Regions from separate parts of the Homo sapiens genome. Here region 2 is linked to region 1. The links are chromatin loops, found by intact Hi-C in ENCODE. Cell type or tissue: GM12878. All regions are shown on one strand. Each heading gives the region's core, and the rest is flanking DNA. Links, peaks and the distances in the headings are about the cores only. Region 1 overlaps DOCK2 (dedicator of cytokinesis 2). Region 2 overlaps SPDL1 (spindle apparatus coiled-coil protein 1).

Region 1 (11,255 bases), core at 1,276-9,275:
AAGTTATCACTGGTTCTCATTGCTTGCTTTTTGATTGTTGTTAAAAACAGAGACTGTATTGTGTATGTGTCTGTACCCTGTACCCTTGGGGCCTACCAGGTGTGCAAAGAAAGTTTGATATCTGAATGAAGGAACGGAATGAATGAGAGAAGAAACAAGCTCATTCTGATCACTCCTCCAAGGTTCAGTTCCACTTTGTGCCACCCCCACCCAATCTCCCAGCTGCTGGAAGTTGGAGGTGGGTGTTCCCAGGCTGATCCTGACACTTGGCCCAGACGCTGGGCCTCCTGGATTTGAGGAAGCTGCCCATCCCATACCAGAGCTCTGAGCACCTAAACTATCAGGCCAGTGATAAGTTGCCCAACTCTCTCGCTTGCAGCTGAAGCAGTCAGGTGAATAAGGGGGCCCCTGAGCTTGAGGTCTCAGTCTGTGCCACGGAGCATCCCTCACTTCCCCAAAGGAAACTGACAGAACTAAAAGCACAGGGCTATAGGTCAGAGGATGCTGCAGAGGAGGGGCTGGTTTAGGGAGGACCCTCTTTCTTCTTTTTCTCCCATCACCACCATTCGCCCACTCACTCAGTTGTCACTCACTGAGAACCTACTATGTGCAGACCTTGTTCCAGGCACAGGCAGAGAGGTGCTTTAGACAGTCAACATCTATAGGATCTTCCACAATAGGAGGGAAGCCAGGCCAAAAAGGAGGCAATTACTACTCAGGGCCTTCAAGAGCACCTACCCCGGGCCAAGGCGGGTAGTGGAAAATCAGGGAAGGCTTCCTATGAGTAGTGACCACTTCTTCCATTCCTGGTCCTTCTTCTCAGGAGCCCCCATTGAGAAAACAACATTTGAAGGTCGTAGATGTCATTGTAAAGCAGCCCTCAATTCCCACACACTCAGCTGCAACTGTGCTCAGCTAAAGACATCATGGAACCAACGGCAGTAGCAGCTGCGGGGCAAACCCTTCCTGTCACTTTAGGATGATGTGCTTTATAAGCAGATTTGGACACGCTTGCCAGATGCCAATGGGGCATCAGCAGAGGGACTGTGTTCCTGGGATGGAGACCAGCTGTGAGTTGGAGCCATTGACTTTCCTCTCCGAATCCTCCCCCTAGTGCTTATGTCAGGGCAAGAAAGCCTGGCCTGGCTGCTGGGGAAACTTCTTTTTATTCCCATTAAATGGGCTTTTTACTTCCCCCTCAGGCCCTGTGTTCCAGCCTTCAGACCCACTTTGCAGTTCCTTGAGTATGCCATGCTCTCTCATGAGCCCCTGACTCTCCTTTTTTAGCCTGCTTAATATCTCTTTATCCTTCAAACTTCAGCTCAGGGGTCGCCTCCTTCAGGAAGTCTTCCTTGACTTCCTTCTCTAAGGCTCATTAAAAGTAACTCTTGCTTCCTGAGCTATCGAACTTCTCACAGTACATATCAGCAGTTTACTTGTGGCTTACTCCTAATTGGAACTGTGACCCTTTAGTGGACAGGGACTTTTATTTCTACAGCCCCAATACCTAGCAGGAAATCCAGCCAACTATAAGTCCTCAATACATGTTTGTGGTAGGAATGAATGAACAAATGAACAGAATGTTTGGAAGCCATTCAAAAGATCAGGAGGGAGGGAAGGTCCTTATAGTTCTCAAATGCTATCCAAGTAGCAGAGTGGTGAGGCCCTGGACTCCACTCCAGGAGGCCCTGGACTCCAGGTGGACCCTGGAGCCAGACTGCCTGGGTCTAAGTTCAGATTCTGTCATTTACTAGCTGCGCGACTCTGGACAAGTTACCTACCCTACTGAAAACCCTCGGTTTCTTTATCGGAAAAAAGTGGGGATAATCAAACTGCATACTCCATAGAGTTATTATAAGAATTAAATGAGACAATGCCTGCAAAACACTTAGCACCAAGCCTGGTGTACAATGAGCTCTGATTAAGAGTTACTTATAATGTTATTATCAGTGGGTTGTCCCACCTCAAATAATTGGTTCATTTTCTCCTTAACTTCATAGCATTCAAATCCAACCAATTTTTACTTCTCTTCCCTTTTGAGGAAACATTTTTGTAATTGTGCATTTGAGTTAGTTGATGGTGTGTGGGTTGGCTACTTTAGGATGGGGGAAGAGACATTAAGTCTCACATTGGGATTTAAGGGAGAGTTTTGCAAATGCAGGTATAAAATGACAACTAAGCTGAAAGTGAACCAGCATGACTATGCTCCCTAGTCCATCGGAAGTAGGTTAAATGAGTGTCCTAAATCTCTCAGCCTGGTAATAACACCATGTTAAGTACAAGCCTTCTCTCCACCTGCATGTCCCTAGGTCCCCCAGGGGTGGTAACAACGGCACGCAAGCACAGCCATTGGTCACAACCTTCTCCCAAACAGAAAGTGACAAAATTGCATCTAAAAATGAAAACAAGCTTCTGGGGAGAGAGGGAAGAAAGAGGATGGCTGGGGGAAGAAAACCTCTTTGCAGAGGAAAGAGAGGTTACTTGTTGCCATAGTCAATTTTGGACGTGACTTTCTGCTTCAGTTCCTTCAGCTCATCCTTGGGTAAGGTTCCTGAGAGAAGCTGGGACCTCCACTCCATCAGATCGTACATCATGGACTGCACCTGGAGAAAACGCTCCTTTTTGCTGGCCTAGGAGACAAGAAACAACCCATAATTACCTGTGTTAAAGGGGCATGACCATCTATTTGGCAGGCTGTGCCAAAGTCAGGTGAGTGTGGTCAAGGGCCATGGCCTGAGGCTCTCTCCCTGCCCTACCCACTACAAAAGGATTAGGTGGGGGTCCTAGTCGTTGATGTATTTATTCCCCGTGGACCACAGGGATTTCCCAAAAGCAAAAATAAAAATCTCAATCATTTCTTGGTTAAGGAATGAGTGATTTCTGACTTTATCTAAAAAGATATTTATTGAACAGGAATGCTACGAACATCTGCCCTAATGGAGGTCCCAGAGCTCAGGCCTTTTGAGGCTGGGAGCCAGGGCCATTTCTCTGGTGATAAAGGACTGCTTCTAGGGCAGCATTCTCCAAAGTGTGGCACGCGTACCACCTATGGGAAGCAAGATGGCTCTTCGTGGTACAAAGATACAAGGTCAAACAACATGGATCCCTAGGTGATTCTCTCCCACTCCATTTCCATCCTTCTGTGTAAGGGAAAGAGAAAGTTGCAGTTTCATAGTAATATGTCTCTAACACCTCTCACATATTGTTAATGTCTTTTTTAACAAACAGAGAGAAAAGGTTTGGACTCAGAGCTTTTGACAGGTACAATAGCAAGCATGTTCCGGAGGCTAAGGCGGGAGGATAGCTTGAGGCCAGGAGTTTAGCACTGCAGTGAGCTATGATGGTCCCACTGCACTCCAGCGGGGGTGACAGAGCAAGACCCTGTCTCTAAATTTTTTTTTATAAAAATAATGTTATCTTGTTTTCATTGTATTTAGATGAATAATGTTCTTCTAATTGTGTCAAGTACTTTTGTCTTTCCATTTGGGAAAGTGTGGGTGGTATAATTAAAAAAACAACAACAAAAAAATATATATATATACACACTTGATTTTTGTCCTTGGTTCTTGAAGCAGTGCTCCTAAAACTCCTGCAATGACCAGAGTGATAAGAATGTATTTTGTTATTCCTAACAATCCCCTTTCAATGATACCTGAGTTTATGCTAATGAGGTGATTCTAGGTGGGCCCCTAGATAGCTTCAGGATGAGGGGCTGGTTGCAGAGGAACCAACTAGGAACCAAACCCCCAATCACATGATTAGAGGGTTGGAACTTAGCCCCACTCCCCTCCACCTGCCCCACCCCAACCTCTGGGAGGGGAGGGGGACTGAGGATTGAGCTCAAGCACCAATAGCCAATAATTTAATCAATCATGCCTGTGTAATGAAACTCTGATTAAAACTCTTGGTTAATAACATTTGAGGGGCTTCCCAGAAGGTGAACACATCAATGTGCTGGGAGGGTGGTGTGCCGAGGACACGGAAGCTCTATGCCCCTCTATGCCTAGCCCTGTGTCTCTTCCACAAGGCTGATCCTGAATTACATTCTTTATAATAAAACCGTAATCACATGTATAGCACTTTCCTGAGTTCTCTGAGTTGTTCTAACAAATTATGAAACTGGAAGTGAAAAAAGGGGGTGCCCAGGCAGGGAGGGGTAGTGAGAATCCCTGAATTTATAGCCAAGTCCAACAGAAGTTCAGGTAACCTGGGAACCCAGGACTTGCGACTGGCATCTAAAGTGAGGGCAATCTTGTGGGATTGAGGCTTTAAACCCATGGAGTCTGGCAGTAACCCTGGGTAGTCAGCGTTGAACTGAATTGTGGGGCATCTAGTTGGTGACGGGGAATCAAGAACTGCTGGAATGATGCAGCATGCTATCTCATTCTTTATGTCTATAGATTCAGGTTTACTGAAAGGAGATCCAAAGCAGCTATTAAGTAAATATTACACAGGTTGTATGCAGATATGGCAAGAATCAGGAATGTGATACCGAAGTACTAGATGTTGAAGGATCTCCTGACTAGAGTAAATGGACTTACTGCTATTCAAAGATTTCCTAAGGGAAAATGCCAAGCTTCAATGGTACGTGTGATTGTGATGTTTTAAAAGGGGTAGTAGGCCGGGCGTGGTGGCTCATGCCTGTAATCTCAGCACTTTGGAAGGCCAAGGTGGGTGGATCACTTGAGGTCAGGAGTTCAAGGCCAGCCTGACCAACATGATGAAACCCCATCTCTACTAAAAATACAAAAAATTAGCTGGGCGTGGTGGCGGGCACCTGTAATCCCAGCTACTCAGGAGGCCAAGGCAGGATAATCACTTGAACCCAGGAGGCAGAGGCTGCAGTGAGCCAAGATCATGCCATTGCACTCCAGCCTGGGCAACAGAGCGAGACTCCATCTCAAAAAAATAAAAAATAAATAAAAAAAAAAGGTCAGCGTATAGTGGAGATGAACAAAAAATTGCTTTAGCCACAAGGATACTATTTTTCCCCTACACTTTTCTAAAAACTTTGAGAAACATGTAAAATTGAGTGTGCCAATTACATCTTCATATTATGAAATGTCCACATGGGAGTCAACATTTAAGACCACGAAAGGTAAGTCTACAAATCCTGTGCATACACCAGCAGGTGTCCACGGTGCCATAATAAACATGCAGTAAGCCTTGGTTGACATTTTCACTCTCAGCTTAATGGTTTGCTTAGCTAATTGCTTTCATTAGGAGCTTTAGAGCATCAAAGGAGGATTTAAAATTAGATTTGCTTCAAAACAGGGAAAACAAATGCAAAAATATATTCTTTGTTTTTCCAAAGTCAAAACTTCTTCATAGATGTGAGGACAATAGCCATTGGTTAAAGTATAAGAACAGTATTTCTCAATGTGTTATCAGCAGACTAGCAAATCAAATCTGAGTTTATTAAAAATGCAGATTATTAAACCCCTTGGGAGGAAGCTTTATTTTTAACAGTTCTTAAGGTGATTCTTATGCATGCTCAAGTTTGACAACTTCTGCACTAAACACCGAAGGTTCACAGTAGACTCCATTGATTATGGCTCTGTCACTAGCTCTGTGGCTTTGAGAAAGTCCCTGATCCTCTCTGGGCCTTGATGTCCTCACACGTAATAGTGTGCGCTCTGCTATGTCACCAAAGCCACCTCCACCTGCCTGACTCAATGCTAAAATGAAAACTGGAACCAAACTGAAGATTGCAAGAAGCTTCCAACTCAGGGAGCAGAGTTCTGAGTCTCACCACATAGAGTTGTTTCCAGATGCTTCCCCATTCCCAAAGTGTCGTTGTCACTTCTTGTGCCAGAGGAATTTCTGCAGGAATGATGTTCTCAGTATTTCTATTTAAGGTGGGAGAAAAAGTGGTGTGAAATTGAGACCCAGGTGCTAACAAGATAAAACACCAACAAATTTGCATTAAGCTGCAGCTGCGGAGGGGCCTTCCTGACATTAGACTAAAACACCTCCAATAGCCACACCAACTACATTATGCAAATACAAGGGACTTGCTTTGTTATGTCCTCCTTCGCTAGGGTGGGCTCATTATTTAGGATTAATCTACTTTAATACAGTTCTAAGGTAGCTGCCAGCAAAAAGTTTGATTCTCCAAACTAATACCCCCTCAGAGTCAGATCTCAGTATGAATCAATTTGGATTAGATCTCCCATTGAGTAACGGAAAGGAGACCCACAAATATACACAGGCACAAAGAAGATAAGCTGAGCAACCCTCAGCTCTTCCAAGTCAGATTTTCAAAATAAACAGGACAGAGACATCCATGAGCCACTGGAGGCTCAAGTCTGGTGAAGAATGGCAAATACCTTCTTTTCTCAACTGTCACTTCCTTGATGTGGATAAATGACTTAGGAAAAATGCCCTGTTGGAAACAAAACAAAACAAAACAAAATAAAATAAAAAGATATATCACCACAGAAATGAATGACCCTACGTCTTTATAATTTTTTTCCAAAAGCTACTGGCTTATAAAATCCCCAGACTTTAAAGGAATAAACCCAGAGCCAGATAGAACAGGGGCTGGATTCTAAATCTACTTGTTTAGATCTGGCTTTCCCTCCAGTTCTCCATCAGTTGCTCTAGATCCCACAATAGCCCTAGATCTCACCATAGCCCTAGATCCCAAGGGATGCTCCAACCCATTATGGCCACTCATCCTGCAGGTGGGCTATAAGACAGTATCGTTTGAAAGACAACCTAAACCACTCACTGACTTTAAGCGAGACGAGGAGCTCTGCTTCTCCCATTGCCTGCCCGATTCCGGAAAGCGGTCACCCTTCACAGTCAGGAACAACTGGAAGGTCAGAAATAACTGGTCCTGAAGCAACAATGTTCCTAGGTGCATTTGGGCTAGTTCGATTTGAGACCTATTCTGCCTGCATTTATTCCATTGTTCTTTGAGAGAGCAGAATAGGACCATCCCTCCCGACACAGCATGTCAGGGAAGAAGGAAGAAGCTTCTATTATTTCCTTACTCCATACATTTGGCTCAGTTAACAAGGTAAGTTTATCAATTACTTGGAAATCCCTTCATAAATGCAACCAATGTGCATACTGGGGACATCTGGTCACTGTGCTAGGTGCTGTGAGAGAAAATGAGACAAGCAAAGCAAGCGCCTGCTCTCATGGAGACAATAGTGAAATGTGAGGTTAGAACAAGAGAACCCCTCAAAAGTAGAAATCAGGCCTGTCCTTTCTGTGTTGACCTGGGTATACGGATGAGGAGATGACTGAATGCTGCAAACAACTCTAAAGGAAGGCAGTAGAATAAATTTCAAATTTATAACGCACAATTCCACAGAGACTCGAGGAAGGGAGAAATCATAAGTGAGTGGCATATCAGGAAAAGTTGCAGGGAGATGGCACCAGAGATGAACCTTAAAGAATGAGGGAAAGTGGGAGGGAGCTGAGCACAGCGAGTGACAAGGCACAGAGGTCAGAGAGCACAGGGCACAGGAGGGAGAGATGGATTCCCTTTGCTGAGGAGCAATGGTGGGAGAGACCTGCTCAGATGGGATAGCGGGGCCATATGAAGACCTCCAGTACTGACACAAATAAAAACCAGGTGACCTTACCTGTAACATTTTGTGCTTTATGAGGTATCCCCTATACCAGTCTGCAAAAAGAAAACAAAGAAACAGTTCCCTCATTTATTACAAGTTTGTTGCTAGTGTTTTTCTGTTTTGTTTTGTTTTGTTTTAAACTAGTAAAACTACTGCAAATTGCTTTAGACCTTGGGTACAGATCAAACTCTGGAAGCTCATAGTCTTTGAAATCTGTTGAATTGGTTGCCAACATCTCAAAATAACATCTAAAAATAGACTTCATATAAAGGTGCTCCTGATTTTGAAAAATCAGGAGCCCCAGTAGTGCTGGCCAGTGCTCCCAACTGGCTGGGAGGAGAAAAGCAGCAGGGTCCACCAGACAGAGCATCTGCCTCCAGTCCACCAGCCTCAACGCAGCCCCTCCCTTGTGTCCATTGCCTTCCTGGGCCCTGTGACCATCTGCATGCTTTCAATTCCTGCCTTCGGGACAAAGAAATGCTCCTGATTTGGGCAAACATCCTAAAATAACACTGACAGTTCTAACAGCAGCAAATAGTGTCTAAAATGCGATTTACAAAAGTTAGTCGTTACAAAACAAGTAAGTTTAGGGACAGATAAAGGGACAGGGATTTTAAGAGATCTACCCTTTGCAGGAATATTATATTAAAAAATGTATCAATGAGCAGAAATCCAAATTACACACAGTCCTCAGACAAAATACGCCTGAGTGCAGCAAGTCCTGATGACTGTAATGAGTCGGCTGGCCTTTGAAATGATTCCAACACAGCCAAGGAGTGGCATTTGTCATCTTTGTAAATAAAACGCGTCTGTCAGGAGCCTCACTAGCAGACCCCTCATTACCGGGCTGACAGATTGTTGATGAAATATGTTCCCAACAGACATACAACCAAGCCCAAAAACAAACAACTTAACATGCAAAGTCACCCTTCATAGTCATGAGCCAGCCTGACGGCCAGGTCCTAAAGGAAACTCTGAAGCAACAGGGGGCCGTGATAGCTTCTTTTTGAGTGACAGAAAGTGAGAGGAAGGAGAAAAGGAGAAAGGAAGGAGAGAGGAAAAACAGAAGGAAGAAAGGGAGGTTGGAAAGAGAATCTCAGGTGGGAAATAAAAATACCATTCTAAGCACTCTTTATATATTAAGCCCTTCAATATTCATAACAACCGCATGAAGTAGGAACGGTTATTATCCTGTTTTACAAATGAGTGGCCTACCTGAGGCACAGAGAAGTTAAGTGACTTTCCAAGGATCACACAGCTAGTAGGTTGCAGTGTCAGGTTTTCAACATAAGCAACTATCACCTATGCTTCCTATATTATGAGGGAATGATTTGATGGTTACCTAATATTAATATTTCCAACTTCTCAATGTCTAAATCTCCAAAACTAAATCTCCACTAAGCTACTTTCCACCTGAATACTTCCAGTGATGGAAGATGTTCTACTTCATGAAGCATCACATTCTATTTTCAGTGGCCTCTAATTATTTGTCAATAACTGTTGAAAAATAATCCATAATTAACAATACTGCTTATACTTTCTAAGTGCTTCCTATGTGCTGGTAACTCTGTTGACATTTTTTGTTTTGTCTTATTGTAAATTAATCTTTACAACAATCCTATTAAGTAGGTACTATTACTGCTTCAGCTCTGCAAATGAAAATAGACAGGCACAGAGATTAAGCAGCTTGCTGATGGTCACACAGCTAGTGGGTGATGCAGCTGAGATTTACACTCAAGCAACACCCTGCTGCGCTGTGCTACAACAACCTCCTTTAGTTGCCCCTTTTCACCAACTAGACAGAAATGCAACTTTGTAATATTATTATTACCTGTCTTTCACTGGTCACCTGCAACATGCAAAGCTGTATGCTAAACGTTGTACAGGCATTCTCTCATTTAATCCTCAGAGCGACACTGTGAGCTAAGTATTATCATTCCCATTTTATAGATGAGGAAACTGATATTCAAGTCAATTGATGGGCTGGGCCAAGATCATACAACCAGAGTTCAAACTCAAGCTTATGTGACTTCAAAGCCAATCCTTAAAGCTGGTTGGCCACATTGTCTCCCATGTGATGGGGTTAGAGTGCAAATAGAGATAGGGTCATCTGGTAGCAGTGACTTGAACCCACATGATGGCTAAGGTCACTAAAATCCACCAAAAAACAGAAAAACAATCGAGGGACCAATAGATGGTCCCTACACAAAGCTCATGTCCACATCTGCATCTCTGTGACAGGGACTCCATTAAGGTAACTTGTCTTCCTGGATCCAAGGAGTTTGCCTGCTCTGACCCTCAAAACTCGGTTATGTGTGTACGTCTTATAGGTTTCCTAATTCTCAGAGTTGCACCTCACTCCTGACGACAGGATTCTGCTGACACTTACACCCAATATTCTTATTCTGGCTCCCAGGTTCAAGTTCAATCAATATTAATTGTGCACCAACTATGTATATTGCACTGGGCTACATGCTTCCAGGGATAAATCCCCAGGGATTCATTGCAAGAAGGCTTTATCTCCACTTGCTGGATGGTGACACTGAGATCAAACAGGTGGGGAAGAAATTCCAACACATTCTTTAGCAGAAAAGCAGCCAAACCAGAATCCAAACCCATGCCTAGTGCATCAACTGCATCCGGACTATCCTTATGACTTTTTTCTGGCATTTTTACTTCTGCCAGGTCATTTATCTCTGACCACTGATGTTGGTTCCCTAATATGGTCACCAATCAGCTATATCTATCTATGCTCCAAAACATGACTGGGCAGATAACAACGGTTGGTACAAAAGAGAAAAATTCCTGGACAGTGGACACCATGATCAAAAGCAGGCTCAGTGTAACATGGCATTTACCATGTCCCAGAACCCGCTCCTGAGTTCAACACTCTTTTGAATTCAACAATAACAAGGGCTTTTTTGCTAACCGTTTTCATGAGATAACCACTTTCTTTAACATAAAATTCACAGTGTGCATTGCTATGGACTGAATGTGTCCTCCCAAAATTCGTATGTTGCAATTCTGACACCTGATGTGATGGCATTAGGAGGTGGGGTCCTTGGGAGGTAATTAGGTCATGAGAATGGAGCCTTTATGAATGGGATTAGTGCCCTTACAGGAGAGTTTGCTCCCTCTCTCTTTGCTCTCTGCCATGTGAGAGGCTATGACAAGAACACAGCCATCTACAAACCAAGAAGCGGCCCCCACCAGAAACCAGATCTGCTGGTGCCTAGATCTTCAACTTTCCAGTCTCCATAAGTATGAGGAATAAATTCCTCTTATTTAAGCAGTTTATGATACACAGTAGCCTGGACTGACTAGACATGCATTCTGGAGGAAGATGAGAAAAGGAAAAATTTTTACAATTCTTTTGGAAAATTATAAAGTGCCAATTATTCAAATAATCCTCCCTTTTCACATCTCAAATACCAATATCAAATACATCTAGAGTCTCAAATCCTCTAAGAGTCAAGGGAGGCAGGAGATTTAAAATATCCCACAACATCAAAAAAGAATCCAAGGTCTAGAGATCCAGTCCTCCCTATGCCATTTCCAAGCCACATGGCCTTTGGTCATGTCACTTAAGCCTCAGTGTTTCTATCTGTAAAGTGAGGGAAATAACACCTAGCCCCAGAGGAGTGCTACAAACACTATTTTTTTAGACAA
Region 2 (11,255 bases), core at 1,486-9,485, 65 kb after region 1:
AAGCAGAATTAAAAACAAAAATAGACGATCATCTCAATAGATGCAGAAAAAGCATTTTACGTAATCCAGCATCACTTTATGATAAAAATTCTCAGTAAAATCAGCATACAAGGGACAGACCTCAATGTAATAAAAGCCATCTATGACAAACCTACAGCCAACATAATACTGAAAGTTGAAATCATCCCCTCTGAGAACTGGACCAAGACAAGGATGCCCACTCTCACCACTCCTCTTCAACATAGTATTGGAAGTCCTAGCCAGAGCAATCAGACAAGAGAAAGAAATAAAGGGCATCCAAATCAGTAAAGAGGAAGTCAAACTCACTGTTTGCTGATGATGTGATTTTTTTTACTTAGAAAACCCTAAAAACTCCTCCAGAAACCTCCTAGAACTGATAAAAAAAATTCAGCAAAGTTTCCAGATACAAAATTAATGTACACAAATCAGTAGCTGTTCTATATACCAACAGGGACCAAGCTGAGAATCAAATCAAGAACTCAATTCCTTTTACAATAACTGAAAAAAAAAAAGAAAAAAGAAAAAGAAGAACAACTTAGGAATATACCTAACCAAGGAGGTGAAAAATCTCTATAAAGAAAACCACAAAACACTGCTGAAAGAAATCATAGATGACACAAACAAATGGAAACACATCACATGCTCATGGTTGGGTAGCATCAATATCGTGAAAATGATCATATAGCCACAAGCAGTCTACAAATTCAATACAATTCTCATCAAAATACCACCATCATTCTTAATGGAATTAGAAAAAACAATTCTAAAATTCACATGGAACCAAAAAAGAGCCCGCATATCTAAAGCAAGTCTTTTCATGGTTTCTGAATAGAAGTCTGATAGAATTCTTATCTTCATTTGTCTCTAAGTAAGGTATTTTCCCCCCCCTCAGGCTTCTTTTAAGATTTTTTTTTGTCTTTGATTTTTTGAAGTTTGAATATGATAAACCTACATGCAGTTGTAGATTTTTTAGTATTTATCCTTCTTGGTGTTGTTTTGAGCTTCTAAGATCTGTAGTTTGGTATCTGCTGTTAATTTTGGAAAAATTTTAGCCATTATTATTTTAAATATTTTTTCTGTTCCTTTTCCTCTCTCTTCTTCTTTTACTAATCCTATTACATGTAATGAAATGTAGACCTTTTGTAATTGCTTCACAGTTTTTGGATATTCTTTTTTTTTTAAATTTGTTCTTCTCTTTTCAGTCTGAAAAGTTTCTATTAACATATCTTCAAGCTTACTTGAAGATTCCTTCCTTGGCCATGCCCAGTCCTTTGATCATCAAAAACAATCATCAAAAGCATTCTTCATTTCTGCTACAGTGTTTTCGATTTCTAGCATTTCCTCTTGATTCTTTCTTAGAGTTTCTCTCTCTTGGTTTACATTACCCATCCATACTTGACTGCTGTCCACTGTTTCCATTACAGCTCTGGGCATATTAGTCATAGTTATTTTAAATTCCTGACCTGATCACCTAAAATTCCTGTCATATTCGAGTCTGCATCTGATTCCTGCTTGATTCTCTACAGTGTGTTTTTGCCTTTTGGTATGCCTTGTAAATTTTTTTGAAAGCCAAACCTAATATATTGAGTAAAACGAAGTGATGAGTTTTTGTTTATCTGGCTAGGGTTTTGGCTGTGTTTGTTTGCCGTAGCTATGGTTTAAGCCCAGTTTTTTGAGGGTTTTATCATGAAGATATGTTGACTTTTTTTTTTTTTTTTTTTTTTGAGACTGAGTTTCACTCTTGTTGCCCAGGCTGGAGTGCAATGGCGCGATCTCAGCTCACCGCAACCTCCGCCTCCCAGGTTCAAGCAATTCTCCTGCCTCAGCCTCCTGAGTAGCTGGGATTACAGGCATGCACCACCATGCCCAGCTAATTTTTTTTTTTTTTGTATTTTTAGTAGAGATGGGGTTTCTTCATGTTGAGGCTGGTCTCGAATTCCCGATCTCAGGTGATCCGCCCACCTCAGCCTCCCAAAGTGCTGGGATTACAGGCGTGAGCCACCGCGCCCGGCCGATATGTTGACTTTTATCAAATGTTTTTACAGCATCAATTGAATTGAATTTTTGTTCTTCATTCTGCTGCTAAAATGTTATCACATTGATTGATTTGTGTATGTTGAACCATTCTTGCATCCCAGGGATAAATCCCATTTGGTCATGATGAATGAACTTTTTAATGTGTTGTTGAATATCCTTTTTTGGGCTATTTTAAAAATAATTCATTGTGTAAAAACTTGGGTTTGCTGCTGATAGCCTTTTGAACTCTACAGCCTGTGGCTGGGGGAGAGTCATGCAAGCACTCCCTTAGCTGCTTTGGCTGGTGTCCTGGTAGGTCATGTGCCCCCCAGTCCACTGGCTCTGAGTCCTGCTCAGCAGCAGGACTCACGTAGGAGTTGCAGTCCTTGTGACCTAGTCTGAGTTTCAAGTTGACTTAGGATGCCAGAATACTTTAGCCTGGTGGTGAGGCTTGTCGGAACTCAAGTTCTGGCTGCTTGGATATGCAACTCCCCTCTGGCTAGAGCTAGTATATATGCTCCCTCTGTGGGTGGGCACCAGCTGAGTTACGCTAGTTTTGCTTTCCACTGTGACAGAGCAGCACTGAGTTTAACGCAAAGTCTAATAATTGCTGTGCTTTTCCTCCCCAAGCACACAGATCCTTTTCTCTGTGCCATGTGGAGGATGGCAGAGAGGAGGAATCAGCAATTCAAGACTGTCTTTCCTACCCCCTTCAGTGCCTCTTTCAGTAATATGAAGCTAAAATCAGGTACTCTGAGTGCTCACCTGATTTTTGTGATTTTTAGTTGTTATGAAGGTTCTTTTTTTGTGTGTAGATAGTTGTTAAATTTGGTGTTCCAGTGGAGCCTTCTATTTGTCATCTTGCTCCCCACCCTTCTGCGGGATATCTTTTTACCCACTAAATAGTGTCATTTGATGCACAAAAGTTTTTAATTTTGATGAAGACCATTTTACCTATTTTTTCTTTTGTTGCTTGTGCTTTTCATGTTATATATAAGAAATCATAGTGAAATCCAAGTAACAAAGATTTAGCCTTATGTTTTCTATTAAGGGTGTTATAGTTTACTTCTTACATTTGGATCTTTGATTCATTTTGAACTTATACTTACATATGAGGTGATGTAAGGGTCTAACTTCATTCTTTTGCATGTGGTTATCAAGTAGTTCCAGCATCATTTGTTGAAGAAACTCTTCTCTCCCCATTAAATGGTCTTGCTACCATTGTTAAAAATCAATTGATCATACATGTATAGGTTTATTTCTGATTTACTTATAGTCTCATTTATTTCTCAATTATATTCCATTATCTATGTCTATCTTTATGCCAGTTCCACACTGTTTCGTTTCTTGTCTCTTTACTAAGTTTTTAAATAGGAACATGTAAGTCCTCTAACTCTGTTTCTTTTTTTTTTTTTTCAAGATTGTTTTGGCTATTGGGGTCTCTTGCAATTTTGTATAAATTTTAGAATCACGTTTTCATTGGGGTTTTGATAGGAATTGTATTGAAGCTGTAGATCACTTTGGGTATCCCCTGCCAAAATTCATATTTCAAAATACGAACTCCCAATGTGATGGCATTAGGAAGTGGTGCCTTTGGGAGGTAATTAGATCATGAGGGCTCCACCCTCATGAATGGGGTTAGTGCCCTTATAAAAAGACACACAAACTTATTCTCTGTCTCTGCTCTTCAGCATGTGGAAGATACAAGAAAATTGCCATTTGCAGACCAGAAAGTGAGCCCTCAGCAGGTACTGGATCTGCTGGCACCTTGATCTTGAACTGTCTAGCATTCAGAACTGTGAGAAGAAATGTTAGTTGTTTAAGCTATCCGGTCTACAATAATTTGCTACAGCAGTCCAAACTGACTAAGACAGAAAGTATTGCCATCTTAACAATATTAAGTCTTTCAATCCATGTACATGAGATATCTTTCCATTAATTTAGGTCTTTAACTTCTTTCAATAATACTTGGTAGTTTTCAGTGTGTTAAAGTTTCACTTCCTTGGTTAAATTTATTCCTAAGAGCTTGTTCTTTCTGGTGCTGCTTAAATAATTTTCTTAATTTCATTTTCTAATTGTTCATTGCTAGTGTGTAAGAAAACTAGATTTTTATATGTTGATTTTGTATACTGCAACTACTGAAATCATTTATTAGCTCTAATAGATTTTTGGAGAATTCTTTAATATTTTCTATGTGAAAGATGATGTCATCTGTGAATATAGATATTTTTACTCCTTCTTTTTTGATTTGGATGCCTTTTGTTTCTTTTTCTTGTCTAACTGACTTGGCTATCAATTTCAGTACAACGTTGAATATAAGTGTCAAGATAAGACATCCTTTTCTTGTTCCTGATATTACGGGAAGAGCTTTCAGTCTTTTACCAGTATGATTTTTTCATACTTTCATTATTTTTTTCATTAATGCCCTTTAATTAGTTTGGAAGTTCCTTTCTATTTCCAGTTTGTTGAGTGTTTTAAAAATCATAAACATATACTGGATTTTTTCAAATGCTTTTTCTGTGTCAATTGAGGTAATCATGTCAGGGGTGTTTCCCCCTCTTTGTTCTGTTACTATGGTGTGTGTATTGGTTCAAATACTATCCCCCCAAAATTTATCCACTCAGAACCTCAGAATGTGACCTAATTTTGAGTATGGTCTTTGCAGATATAATTAGTTAGGGATCAAGATGAGATCATACTTAGTTAAGGTGTCCTTATAAGAAGAGGAGAGGACACACAGAGATGGAGATGTGGGCTGTGTGAAGACAGCCAGACATTGGAGTGATGGCTAAGAATGCCAAAGATTGCTGGGAGCCACCAAAAGTAGGGAAATATTTCTTCTCTATTGCCTTCAGTGGGAGCAAGACCATGCCAACAACTTGATTTCAGACTTCTAGCCTCCAGAACTATAAAACAGTACATTTTTATTGTTTTAAGCCATTCAATGTGTGGTAATTCATTTCACCAGAAACTAATACAGTATATTACATTGGTTTTCCTGTTTTAATTTACCGTTGCATTCCTGGGACAAATCCCACTTGGTCATGGTGTATAATTCAGTATGCTGCTGGATTGAATTTGCTAGTATTTTTTTTATAGATTTTTTGCATTTATATTCATAAGGGATATTGGTTTGTAGTTTTCTTCTGATGTCTTTGGCTTTGGAATTAGGACAATACTTTCCTCATAGAATTAGTTAGGAAATAATCTCCTTTGATGTTTTGGAAGAGATTGAGACATACTAGTTTTAGAAAGATAAGCTCTTTTTTAAGTATTTGGTAGAGTTCACTAGTGCAACCATCTGGTCCTGAGCTTTTCTTTTTGAAAGTTTTTTTGATTACTGATTTGATTCCCTCTTTTAAAGCTCTATTGAGTTTTTTTTTTATTTCTTCTTGAATAAGTTTTCGTAGTTTGATTCTAGGAATTTGACTATGTCATCTAGTATACATAATTTGTAATTGTTTATAGCGTTCTCTCATAACCCCTTTTACTTCTATAAGATTGACAGTATTGTCCCTACTTCCATTCCTTATTTTAGTAATTTGAGTCTTTTCTCCTTTTTCCTTGATCAGTCTAGCTAAAAGTTTATTAATTTTGATTTTTTCAAAGAACAAACTTTAGGTTCCATAGATTCCATTGTTTTCGTGTTCTCAATTTCATTTGTTTTTGTTCTCATCTCTTATTTTCTTCCTTCTGCTGGCCGTGGATTTAGCTTTTTAGTTTTCTCTTCTTGTTTTAGTTCCTCAAAGTATAAAGTTAGGTTATTAGTTTGAGAGCTTTCTTTTTTAAAATGTAGGCATCTCCAAATATAAATTCCCCACTGAGGGCTTTTGCTTTCGCTACACTTAACAAGTTTTGTTATTGTTGTGTTTTCATTTTCACTCATTTTAAAATATTTTAAAATTCATCTTCAAAATATTTCCCTAGTGATTTCTTCTTTGATTCATCTGCTGTTTAAAGAGTGTATTGTTTTATTTCTACATAGTATTTGTGAATTCTCCAGATTTTCTTGTTGTTGATTTTTAATTTCATTCCATTGTAGTCGAGATACTTTTTCAACTTTTAAAATTTATTGAGACCAGATTTGTGGCATAACATTGGTCTGTTTTGCACAATGTTCTGTGTACACTTAAGAAGGTGTATTCTCCTTTGGGTGGAGTATGCTACATATTTCTTTAGGTCTAATTGCTTTATAGTGTTATTCTGAACGTTTCTGTGAGGATGTTTTTGGGTGAGATCAGCATTTAAATCAGTGGACTTAAAGCAGATTGCCTTCTCTAATGTGAATGGGTTTCATCCAATGAATTGAAGTCCTAGATGGAAAGACTCACCTACCCCAGCAAAGGGAAATTCTGATGCAGACAGCCTTTGAACTTGAACTGCAGTGGCAGTTATCTCCCTGGGTCTTTAGTGTGATGGCTTTCGGACTTGAACTCATCAGCTCTTCCCTTCCCTGGTCTCCAGTCTGCTGGCCCACCCTACAAGTTTGGACTTGCCCCCACAACCATGTGAACCAATTCTTGAAAGTAAATCTTTATATACACACACATCCTATTGGTTCTATTTCTCTGGAAAACCCTAATTCTCCTACCTATAGAATATATGAAATTGTTGTAAAACTATAATCATTTAAATGAAAGAGTATTTGGAAAGTTTAGAATTAAATCTATCTATCTATCTATCTATCTATCTATCTATCTATCATCTATGTATGTATATATGCAGATGCTCCTTGACCTACAACGGGGTTACAATTCGATATACCCATAAGTTGAAAATATTAAGTCAAAAATGCATTTAATACACCTAACCTAATGAACATTATAGCTCAGCCTAGCCTGCCTTAAATGTGCTCAGAAAACTTACATTGGTTTACTACTGGGCAAAATCATCTAACACAAAGTCTATTTTGTCATAAAGTGTTGAATATCTTATGTGATTTATTGAGTACTGTACTGAAAGTGAGAAACAGAATGGTCATATGGGTACTTGAAGTACAGTTTCTACTGAATGCATACTGTCTTTGTACCACTGAAAAGTCGAAAAATCATTAAGTCAAACCATTGTTATGTCAGAGACCATCTGTATATGTACATATAATTAACCATAAAATTATATATAAAATTATACATAAGGGAATTAAGAATTCCTGAGGTTTCTTTTTTCCTCTTATTTATTTCCCCCACTTTTTTTTGAGACAGGGTCTTGCTGTGTTGCCCAGGCTGGAGTGCAGTAGTATGATCACAGCTCAACTACAGCCTCGACCTCCTTACTGGGCTCAGATGATCCTATCACCTCAGCCTCCAGAGTAGCTGGGACTACAGGTGTGCACCATCATGCCCAGCTAATTTTTTGTATTTTTTTGTAGATATGGGGTTTTGCCATGTAGCCCAGGCTGGTCTCGAATTCCTGGGCTCAAGCGATCCACCCGCCTCAGCCTCCCAAAGTGCTTTTTACTCCCTTTTGATAACATCCTGTTACCTATAGAGAGTAAGAAATTTAAGGATAAATCACTGCAGTTTTATTTAAAATTTTAGACAAAATTTAAATCATGTATATAAATACAAAGATGAACATTGGTTCTTTAAACACTGACAAAATCCTGAAACAATATAATGTATATATTTTAAGCCACATTTCCTATTTTTACAACATAGTTTACAACCTTCCCATTTTTACAACATAGTCTAAAACTAAGTTTATAAAAAAAAGTACATAGGAAAATATGATTGAAGCATTCTCAAATACATGGCTCTGAGGGTAGATTACTTGTTTTTTATCATTTAATCCATATACAATGCAGCAAATAGATACATTAATTATAACATTTTCCTTCAATTAATAGTTTATTCACTGTCATAGAAGCTCCATGAAGGGGCATCACTTAAGAAGCTCTCCAGGTTAGAGTCAAGCAAATTCTGAACACTTGGTCAAAGGCACATGAAAATGCCAGGTCCTGGCACAATGAGTAAATAACCCAGAAGGTGATATATGTCAGATCAAGACAATCTTAAGCACCATAGTAACTTTTGAGGCAAGTGGCACCGTACTCTTATTAAAGACAAGTCTTTACTGTTGAGGGCACTGGGTCTCTGGAGTAGATTTAGAAGACACATATAGAATAGGGTGTAATTTCTTACAAGTTTCTTTTTCCAATTTGCTTGAAGTTTCTTTTCCTTCTTTAACTTCTGTTTGAAGCTTTGATTCAGCAGCTAACCTACAGGCATTAAAGCATCCACTCTGAATTCAAATGTGGTTATGAAGGATTGAAGAAACAAACCCCCAGTATAATGGGCCTCCAATAAGGCATGGTATTCAAGGAAAAAAAATATAGTTGACTCTAATACTGTAAGAATATTAAGTCACTGGCTGTCTAAAAGTCTTTTTATATCAATAGGCTCAATTATTGTTATTATTACTTTTTGAGACAGAGTCTCACTCTGTCACCAGGCTGGAGCGCAGTGGCATGATCTCGGCTCACTGCAACCTCCGCCTCCCGGGTTCAAGCGATTCTCCTGCCTCAGCCACCGGAGTAGCTGGGACTATAGGTGCGCACCCCCACATGCAGCTAATTTTCGTATTTTTAGTAGAGACAGGGTTTCACCACGTTGGTCAGGATGGTCTTGATCTCTTGACCTCGTGATCCACCTGCCTCAGCCTCCCAAAGTGCCGGGATTACAGGTGTGAGGCACCACGCTGGGCCAATTATTTTTTAAGTCTAAAGAATATCTTTAAAAAGTCATGGCAAGCCCTAAATTAAAGAAAATATGACAGGGCACCTATCATGATAAGCACACCTAACACAAAAACTGAAATGTTACAGCAATATTTTAATGTTAACATGACATACAAAAGGCAAGACAAAAATAACATGGAATCTTGGGCTGCATGAATAGATGTCTATTTGTTTCATATTAAAAAATTGAGTTTCAACTAGTAGAATAAAGAAAAGATAAACAGTAGAGAGATTCTTAAAGGCCTGTAAAGATTCTCGGTAACAAGAACACCAATTAGTTTTGTAAAGCATGCAATAGTGAAGTTCCCAATAAAAGCCATATTTATTGTTCCAAAATTATCTTAGGATTGTGTATCTAAGTTAAACAGGCAGAAAACAAAGAGTCGGAAACATTTTAAGTTAGCAGATGGACTCACACACACACACACACACACAAATGTTTTGTGGTATTTTATTTTTTGTTTAACGAACAAGACAAAAAGTTTCCAACGTGCTACTTGAGTCAATTAGCCACATACATTTGCTTAAGTGATTTTTTATCAAGCAAAAAAAGGCAGAAAAAGGAATGAAGACAATACAGATAGCAAGGCTGGCACTTATCAATTCTGGAAATCCACCTCCAGAAATATACACTGGTCAAGGATGTTTATACAATGCATCACATATAAACAGGCATAATCTGCTGGATTCATTTCAGAACTCTTTGAAACCATGGGTATGTGGCAGATACTCATTTGAAGTTACTTTTTCCTTAAGAATGGTAAGCTTTTATTTTATGTGACTCAGAGGTTATAACATTCTATAAAAATCCAAGGAGGGAGTAATAAAATTACTATGCCTTATAATAATAGCAGCTAACATTGTTAAAGTGCTTTTACTGTTGAATATTACATTTAGTAGCACTGAAGACTTGGAGAGAAATCAGATAAAACATATAAGCCCTTTTAAACAGGGCTGTCTTACTCTCTCTACTCAAATGCACATTAGTAAAATGTCTTATTAATCTGTCTCCACTCTCTAAGACTAAGGTAGCCCTAGTAGCACCTTCAACATCTCATTTCATAGGAGATAATCTAGGCTAGTTATTGGCACATCTTTTTGAATGTCTAGATATTTGTTTTAAATGCCTCTAACAATCCCATTGCATGCAGACATCCTTCATCTTTCTTTTACTTTCTTCAATTTCCTCATTCACTTCTCCTGCTGCGCACATCCAGAACTCGAGCCTCAGCCACTGCTACTTACCTTTCCCTTCCATTCACTTTCTCTTACCTTCTGACCTCAATTATTTTTATTAAGACAAAGCCCTTGGGACATTAATTCCTTCAGACACACATATCTGACGCTATTTCTTTTAGTCACAAACTCAATTATGCAGAAACTAGAGGCTTTCAAGTTTTGGAAACAATGAAAATGAGTTAGCTTTGATATGTAAAAATGTCAAAATAAGTATTGAAGCCCATTTTTGAATGCCTAGGATAAGCAATTCAAAAGACATAAAAAATTCACCTAAGTTTCCTAGAAGGCTGAAATTTCTTAGACTACTGGAAAGCCCTTTGAGAAAGTAAGTTAATTTTTCTTTCATGGCCATGCTTGAACCAGGAGAAAAATAACAGTACATGTATTCAAACTGATAAAACATTCAGAGATGTGTTAAACTGTGATATTCCCTTTCATGAAACAGAAACGTGTAACTTTTTAATGTGATTGCCTTATTCAAGAGTCCTTTCCCTTTGCAATCAGTTTAGTCTTTCTTAAAGTTCTGGAAAAGTTGAAGGTAGGTAGATGAAACTGAGGAATTATACTGCATGCAATTGTAAGAAAGTAGATAAAGAAACAGACAGCACAGTTCATGCAGCGAGAGAGGAGAGATGGAGAGGTCTGCTGGCTGCCTGGAGGAAAAGAGGACACTGACCTGGGAGAGTTAGGGGTGTTTCCACTTCTTTCACTTAAGGCCTCAGCGTCAGCGGGAACTCCTATGAGTTTCACACATTTCTTTTCCTTCTTCAGCTGCATATCCACGGGCAGATTTTTGTGAGGAGAGAGACTGACTACTGGTGTGTATATAGAAACTGATTTTTCTAATTGCAAGTTGTTATCTTCTAAACTGTTAGGGCAGGACTGTGTCTCCTCTTTCTGAGGCGGTAATCGATAAACTTCTCCCCCGAGAGCACTGTTGTTGACACATGCATCTTTAGCGGTGGTTATATCCACAGGGAGCACCTCACGCCTCTTTTTCAGTACAGGCACTTCAACTGTCTCTGAGAATAAAAACGAGTGGGGAAAAGAAAAAATCTAAGAAAACAAAGACACAATCAACACAAGAAGCCAGAACTAGTTATATGTATACCTTTTTCCATTCTTTTAAAATGCAACCATCTCCTCACTGAAATGCATCCTTTGTTTCTACCTTTTATTCTTTATCATGGAATCTATATAAACTATATATTTTAAAGTTTATTTGGCTATATATTTTTCCTTG

What was found. Peaks named below come from ENCODE experiments on the same cell type or tissue, not always from the same donor. Only the 100,000 strongest peaks of a DNase experiment are listed, where the experiment ranks them.
Region 2: a loop joins it to region 1, with 2.5 times the contacts of the local background. A loop is called at or near these places in 2 of 110 quality-filtered maps.

What each region holds. Positions count from the first base shown.
Region 1 is chr5:169,665,672-169,676,926 of GRCh38, reverse strand. DOCK2 (dedicator of cytokinesis 2) reads right to left here. Exons shown (of 52, transcript NM_004946.3): 3 at 7,599-7,639; 4 at 6,330-6,385; 5 at 5,753-5,849; 6 at 2,482-2,630. Among named protein-coding and RNA genes, the nearest start is that of DOCK2, 34 kb to the right of the region's middle. In GM12878, for the core only: a CTCF peak has its summit at 5,138; a DNase peak (open chromatin) is centred at 5,656; H3K4me3 peaks cover 1,196 bases; H3K27ac peaks cover 3,124 bases.
Region 2 is chr5:169,601,059-169,612,313 of GRCh38, reverse strand. It overlaps SPDL1 (spindle apparatus coiled-coil protein 1), which reads right to left. Exons shown (of 12, transcript NM_017785.5): 11 at 10,689-11,034; 12 at 7,536-8,254. The coding sequence ends at 8,107. Among named protein-coding and RNA genes, the nearest start is that of SPDL1, 23 kb to the right of the region's middle. In GM12878, for the core only: no CTCF peak of the experiment used is centred there; no DNase peak of the experiment used is centred there; H3K4me3 peaks cover 552 bases.